Linked DNA regions of Homo sapiens: region 2 is linked to region 1. A link is a contact called in ENCODE Hi-C or POLR2A ChIA-PET data. All regions are on one chromosome and are shown on one strand. The core of a region is the stretch at or near the end of the contact, and the rest is flanking DNA. Distances in the headings are between cores, read along the strand shown. Region 1 has its middle 140 kb from the start of RAD51B-AS1. Region 2 overlaps ACTN1 (actinin alpha 1).

Evidence for each region. A loop is a pair of places that touch in the nucleus more often than their neighbours do. ChIA-PET counts read pairs that join two places held with the same protein, here RNA polymerase II (POLR2A).
Region 2: a loop to region 1 is called in a map of breast epithelium, with 12 times the contacts of the local background. The contact joins two enhancer-like sites. A Hi-C loop is called at or near these places in 1 of 168 maps with a recorded cell type or tissue (breast epithelium). POLR2A ChIA-PET finds 5 or more read pairs at or near these places in 1 of 52 experiments (H1).

What each region holds. Positions count from the first base shown.
Region 1 is chr14:68,547,070-68,549,769 of GRCh38, forward strand. It overlaps a transcript of RAD51B not described here. Among named protein-coding and RNA genes, the nearest start is that of RAD51B-AS1, 140 kb to the right of the region's middle. RefSeq lists an enhancer at 408-999. Within about 2 kb of position 1,267, at least 31 of the 41 ENCODE cell types and tissues checked have a DNase peak (open chromatin) inside an H3K27ac peak, as active enhancers do; they include breast epithelium, where a contact is called at or near this core.
Region 2 is chr14:68,961,063-68,963,762 of GRCh38, forward strand. All of the region lies in intron 1 of ACTN1 (actinin alpha 1), which reads right to left. LOC124903336 (a long non-coding RNA gene) reads right to left here. Exons shown (of 2, transcript XR_007064228.1): 2 at 2,402-2,700. Among named protein-coding and RNA genes, the nearest start is that of ACTN1, 17 kb to the right of the region's middle. RefSeq lists an enhancer at 852-1,547. Within about 2 kb of position 1,274, at least 9 of the 41 ENCODE cell types and tissues checked have a DNase peak (open chromatin) inside an H3K27ac peak, as active enhancers do; they include breast epithelium, where a contact is called at or near this core.

The DNA.
Region 1 (2,700 bases), core at 17-2,516:
AATCCAGCCTCTCCTCACCTCCTATTACAAATGGCTGTCATGGACTAGACCGGTGCCTAACAAACAGCCCACACTTCGGGATCTGAGTTCAGGTTCCGGCACGATTAGTGCAGGTGGCTTCTGGCTCTAAATCTCTCAGAGGAGACATCTTCTTCTGGGGGCTGATTCACACGTGAGTGCTGATCATGACCTTGTGTCGGGATTAACCTCCTTTCTCAGCATCTCCTGCTACATTCCATCTGTTTCTAAAGACACCTCATTCTGCCTTCCTTCCGGCCATCCACTGTTACCTTTCACTTCCTGTCGGCACGTACAGGCCAGGGACTTTACTCAAGTCACTGAACATTTTGGGGAAATGAAATGAAAACATAAAGAGAAGGCCAGTCCACAAAACAGCTCAAAATGGAGATGCTCTGGCTGAAGGAAGGAGTGTTGGGGTCCAGGAGCCCCGCTCACTCCTCAGCACCCGGGAGCATCACGGAATCTAAGGTGAACCTCCGGGGCAGGAGACACAGCACTGGCCTTAGAGTCCACAAGCCCGGGTTCCTTGGCCCTGTCTCTTTCCCTCTCTCTGTTGTCTGTAGCTCCCTCCTAGCTCTGAAACTCCAAGTACAAGTGAGCAGGTCATGAGTCACCAAGCCTCTTTTCCTGGGCGTTTTTCCTTCCGGGGAGAGAACAGCCAGGCTTGGACAAAAAGTGTTGGGACACCCTGAAGCAGAACACACTCCCTGTCATTCCTGGCCTCACTCTCCTCCAGAACGAAAGCACCCAGACCTGCAGGCCTTTTTTAGGAATGAAGTCACTGGTCTGTGTAGGTTGACAGAGTGTCCTTGGAAAAGGCTGCTTGGGAAGGAAACTCACAAGGCATGGGTATCCCCACTGGAAGAATCCAGAGCAAAACCCTTCTGGAAATCCCCCACCCCACATATACACAAGGAAACTCCATGGAAGGCATCCTGTCTTGGAGGCCTCAGTGGGTTCCTCCTGGAGAGTTTAAGGGGAGGGAGGCAGAGGAGGAAGGAGAGAAACCTAAAGTCAGCAGGATATTCTCATGTTCTCTCTCTGTTAATTGCCTCCTCTCTTTTTCTAAGAAGGCTGAGATACCGAGGCTTCCTCACCCACCACCCCTTCCTCTACCTCCCCTTAGTGCTGGGTGAGTTCATCCATCAGGACCCCTGCCTGGGACTGTCCTCACTCTCCCGCTGTGGCTCACTTGCCCCCAGGGCCCATCCCAGCCCAGCCCAGCCCTGCCCAGCCCAGCCTGCTGCATGCTTCTACCCCGGCTCCCACTCAGGCTCGTGCGTCACTGCTATTCATCTTGTTTAGTGCTTGGCTTGGCTGCAGATGCTGTAAATATGGTAATTTTAGACTCCCTGATTGGAAAGGATTGCAGAGCGGGTTGTGGGGGAGGACGGCAGTTTGATTTACTCCGCAGGAGCTGGTTCCGAGATGGCTCTCCACCCTCTGTGCACGCCTCTTCTCCAAGCTGTGCCCCATCAGGCCCTACTCTTAGTGTTGAGTCCTGACTTCTTGGGGTCTTGGGAGAAATGAGAGGGACAGAGTGGATGTCTGTGCGTTCTGGGCCTGAAGAATTGCTGGTTAGCACAGAGCATCACATGCAAGGAGGCCGGAAGTGTAGTCAGTGATGCGCAGGGTGGGCGTCCTGACACTGCTAAGACAATGCCCAAGGCTGATGACCCAGGATTATCCCCCCACCCAGGGCACACTGGGGATGAAGTGGGGGCTGCCCGAGGCCTCTGACCCCTTCTGAGCTCTCTCCCTTTTCTGTTCTCCTTTCTTTCCTGACCTCCCTCCATGGGGGGCCATCAGTCCCCAGGGCCTTCTGCCAGGCACTCACAGGGTTGTCAGCAAATCCCTCCTCCCACCCCTTTGTTGAATAAAGACCTAATTTGCATTTGATTACAGGACCCCTGAGTGGGTAGGGGTGTATTCAGATCCCCAGGGAGTGACTGTGAGGCTGGCATTTCAGGCCCTGGGAGTCAGAGTGGGAGCTGAGGGTTTTGAGCCCCAGGAGTAGGTCAGGTTCTTCAAAAGCCACCAGATAGTCTCCCAGCTGTCTGTCTTATCTCCTCAGGACAACCCTAACTCCAAGGCTGGTGACTGAGTCAGACTTGGAACATCCCCGTTTTTGAGCCACAGTCTATAGTCACAGAATGTTCCAGGGGGAGGGATGGGGGGAGAAAAGGAGGGCACAACTCACATTTCTTTGAGCCCCAAACTTCATTTGACCAGTGAGGAGTGGCTTGCACCAAATCATTGGTGCAGCTAACCACAAGAATGTTAGCTCTTATCTAGTGCTTCATCCATGCCCTGGACACATTTTTTTTTTTTTTTTTTTTTTTTGAGACGGAGTTTCGCTCTGTCGCCCAGGCTGGAGTGCAGTGGCGCGATCTCGACTCACTGCAAGCTCCGCCTCCCGGGTTCACGCCATTCTCCTGCCTCAGCCTCCCGTGTAGCTGGGACTACAGGCGCGCGCCACCATGCCCGGCTAATTTTTGTATTTTTAGTAGAGACGGGGTTTCACCGTGTTAGCCAGGATGGTCTCGATCTCCTGACCTCGTGATCCGCCCGTCTCGGCCTCCCAAAGTGCTGGGATTACAGGCGTGAGCCACCGCGCCCGGCCGCCCTGGACACATTTTTATAGAAAGATCCAGATGAAGGGAAAAAGAAGTCTGATAG
Region 2 (2,700 bases), core at 24-2,523, 410 kb after region 1:
CTGTCTCTAAAACGAAATAACAAAAAACCCTGTTATACACGAGACTTTTAATATATCCACCTCAAATGCTTTTTGGAAAGAGGCAGGAAAGTACAAATAAACATGTATTTATGAAACAATCTCTATACTTGGATCTCACTTTCTCCAGGCAAGGAACATAAAGGCTGTGTAACTATATAAGAAAAAGTGTTTTTGATAAAATGCCAAGTGGGGAAATAAAAAAGCAGAGCTAATTTTTATGTACACTATGATTACCGCTATCAGAATAATGCAGGCATGAAGATTAAAAATAAAAATAGGTTTCTGAAAATATAAATGGTTATGTTTAGGAGAAAGGGTCTAAGATGGTCATTTTTCTCCCCTAACTTATCTATCTTCTCAAATGGAAACAGAGGCCCATGTGGGTGAAGCAAGTAAGGCAAGCAGAGGCTAGAAACGCAGTGTTCCCCTGGGTGTTCTGATGCATCTCACAGGCCGCCACACGGGGCACAGGGCGCGGGGGCACGGGGGTGGGCTATAGGCCCTATGTGGATCCTGAGGGACCAGCCCCCAGTGGGTGGTGCCATGGATTTCACAGGGTCTTGGATAAAAATGGCTTGTACACTCAAGTCACAGCTGTTTGAGATTCTTGCAATACCCCCGACATGTTCTGATCACTCCCTCACAACTGGGCATCTGGGGAGGGGCACAGAAGGAGGAGGCAGGAGCCATGACCCTGGCTGGCCTCAGATGCCTAGGACTTGGTGGGCAAACTAGTTGCTCCTCATCCCTCCAGCACCAGATCAGAAGCCACTCCCCACGGGAAGCATTCCTCATCCACCTCCAGAAACTACCCCCACGCCCGACCGACAGGCATTCACACCCACCCAGCCTGTACTTCTCCTTCACAAGACACCCTGAAAGCTTGCCCTCGGCACCCATCTACCCCCTGGACCACAAGCCCTGGCCCAGTACAGCTGTGGCTGGTGTGCAGCCCACATCAGCTGAGTGGCCGGCAGAGAGAATGGCTCACCCTCTGCAACACAGCCAAGGTTTAGCCAACTAGGCTAGCAGCTTCCCCGAGTCAGGATCCCCACTGATGCCAGAATGGCTGGCAGCTGCCTTTATTGCCCTGCATCTTTTACGACAAGAGCCCACATCCAGGGCACGGGCGCCTGGGTGGTCTGAGGAGGGGGTAGAGGCAGGGTCCACTGCTCAAATTCCCGCCTAGCCTTGGCGAGCAAGCAGGAGAGGCAGGGCTGACTCACCAGCTCGCAGGTGGAGTGAGCTCATTCCCTTCCAGGGCATCCTTGGAACTGGAAACCCACGGCAGTGATGGTTCCCATGGCAACGGGCCAGCACCTCCTCCACAGCCGCCTTCCCAGGAGCACCATTTGCCTGTGCCCACAGGTCACTTACCCACCCTCCCCAGCCTAAATCTCAGAACTCAGAGTAAGGAGAGGCCTTGAAGGCCAGGCAATGCAGAGCCCTCCTCCCTCCACACCCCAGCCCTGCCTGCTTCCAACCTGAGACTACTTCAACACATTTAAGACCATGAAACTCTCGCCCAACCATGCATCCCTTCTTTGGAAGGCTGTTAGAAATTCTATTCTGAGCCAGATTCCATGTCCACACAACTCTCACCAAGTCCTACTTCTCCCCATTGGGTCAACCCAACACATCCCCTCTTTCAAATGACAGCCTGGAGCCTGCTCTAAGCAGCCCAGGTCAATCAAATAGTCCTGATACAGTTTCTGCCCTTCCGCACCCGCTGTGTGGGTTTCTTTGCATGGGATTATATTGGTCTATAATCCTCTCAATGTGTGGAGTCTAATTCAGGCAGCCACGCACTGAGCAGGTCTCAGGACAAGCCTGGTGCCTGCTACTGCCCTAAAGATGCCCAGAGCTTGTCCCTCACTGATTCACCAGTCCTCACTGTTGCCCACTCCCAAATATCTTTCACTCCAGCTGCACCCAGCCCACTCCTCACTCACCTCCTGCCCCTCCCTCCCCAGAACTTTGCACTCCCTTTTTCTTACCTTTGGTTACACCCTTTGCAGGCCCACCTCCCCTTGACCCTGCCCCCGCACCCGCTTGGCCTGACTCACATATTCCAGATTTGATTTTTAGCTCACATGATCACCTCCTCCAGGAAGTCCTACCTGTCTCCTCCAGGATGGGCTGGAGCCTTCCTTGGAACTCCATTCTCTATACCAGATGTGATATCTTTGTATATGACAAGGAAATTGCCCGTCCCTGGGTCTCTCACTCACAGGCCTCCTTAGAGACAGAGACCATGCATCTGTCCCTCATCTGGAAAGAATGTCTGCTTTATGTTTGTTAAGTCTGGGTGGCAAGCAGGTAGATATTCATTTTATGATTCTCAATGCTTTTTCTTATGTTTGAAATGTCAACTTTAAAAAAAGATGATCCACAGTAAACATGAGTTGAGTAGATGAACTAGGGCTGGCTGCAGTGCCTTCTGCCCCAGTGTGTGTTTGAGAATCTCACGTATCCAGCTGAACTCACCCTTCAGAAACTTTCCTCCCACCTGGGGCTGGAACCCAACACCACCTGGCCAGTTATCCAGAGCAGTTAGTTCAAACCCTCCGGTGAGCACCTGCAACTTGCCTAGCATGGCAGCACCACAAAGATGAGTTTTTATTCATACTATGATATCATTTCTTCTCCGCTTGTCCTTTCTCACTTGAGAAGTTCCTA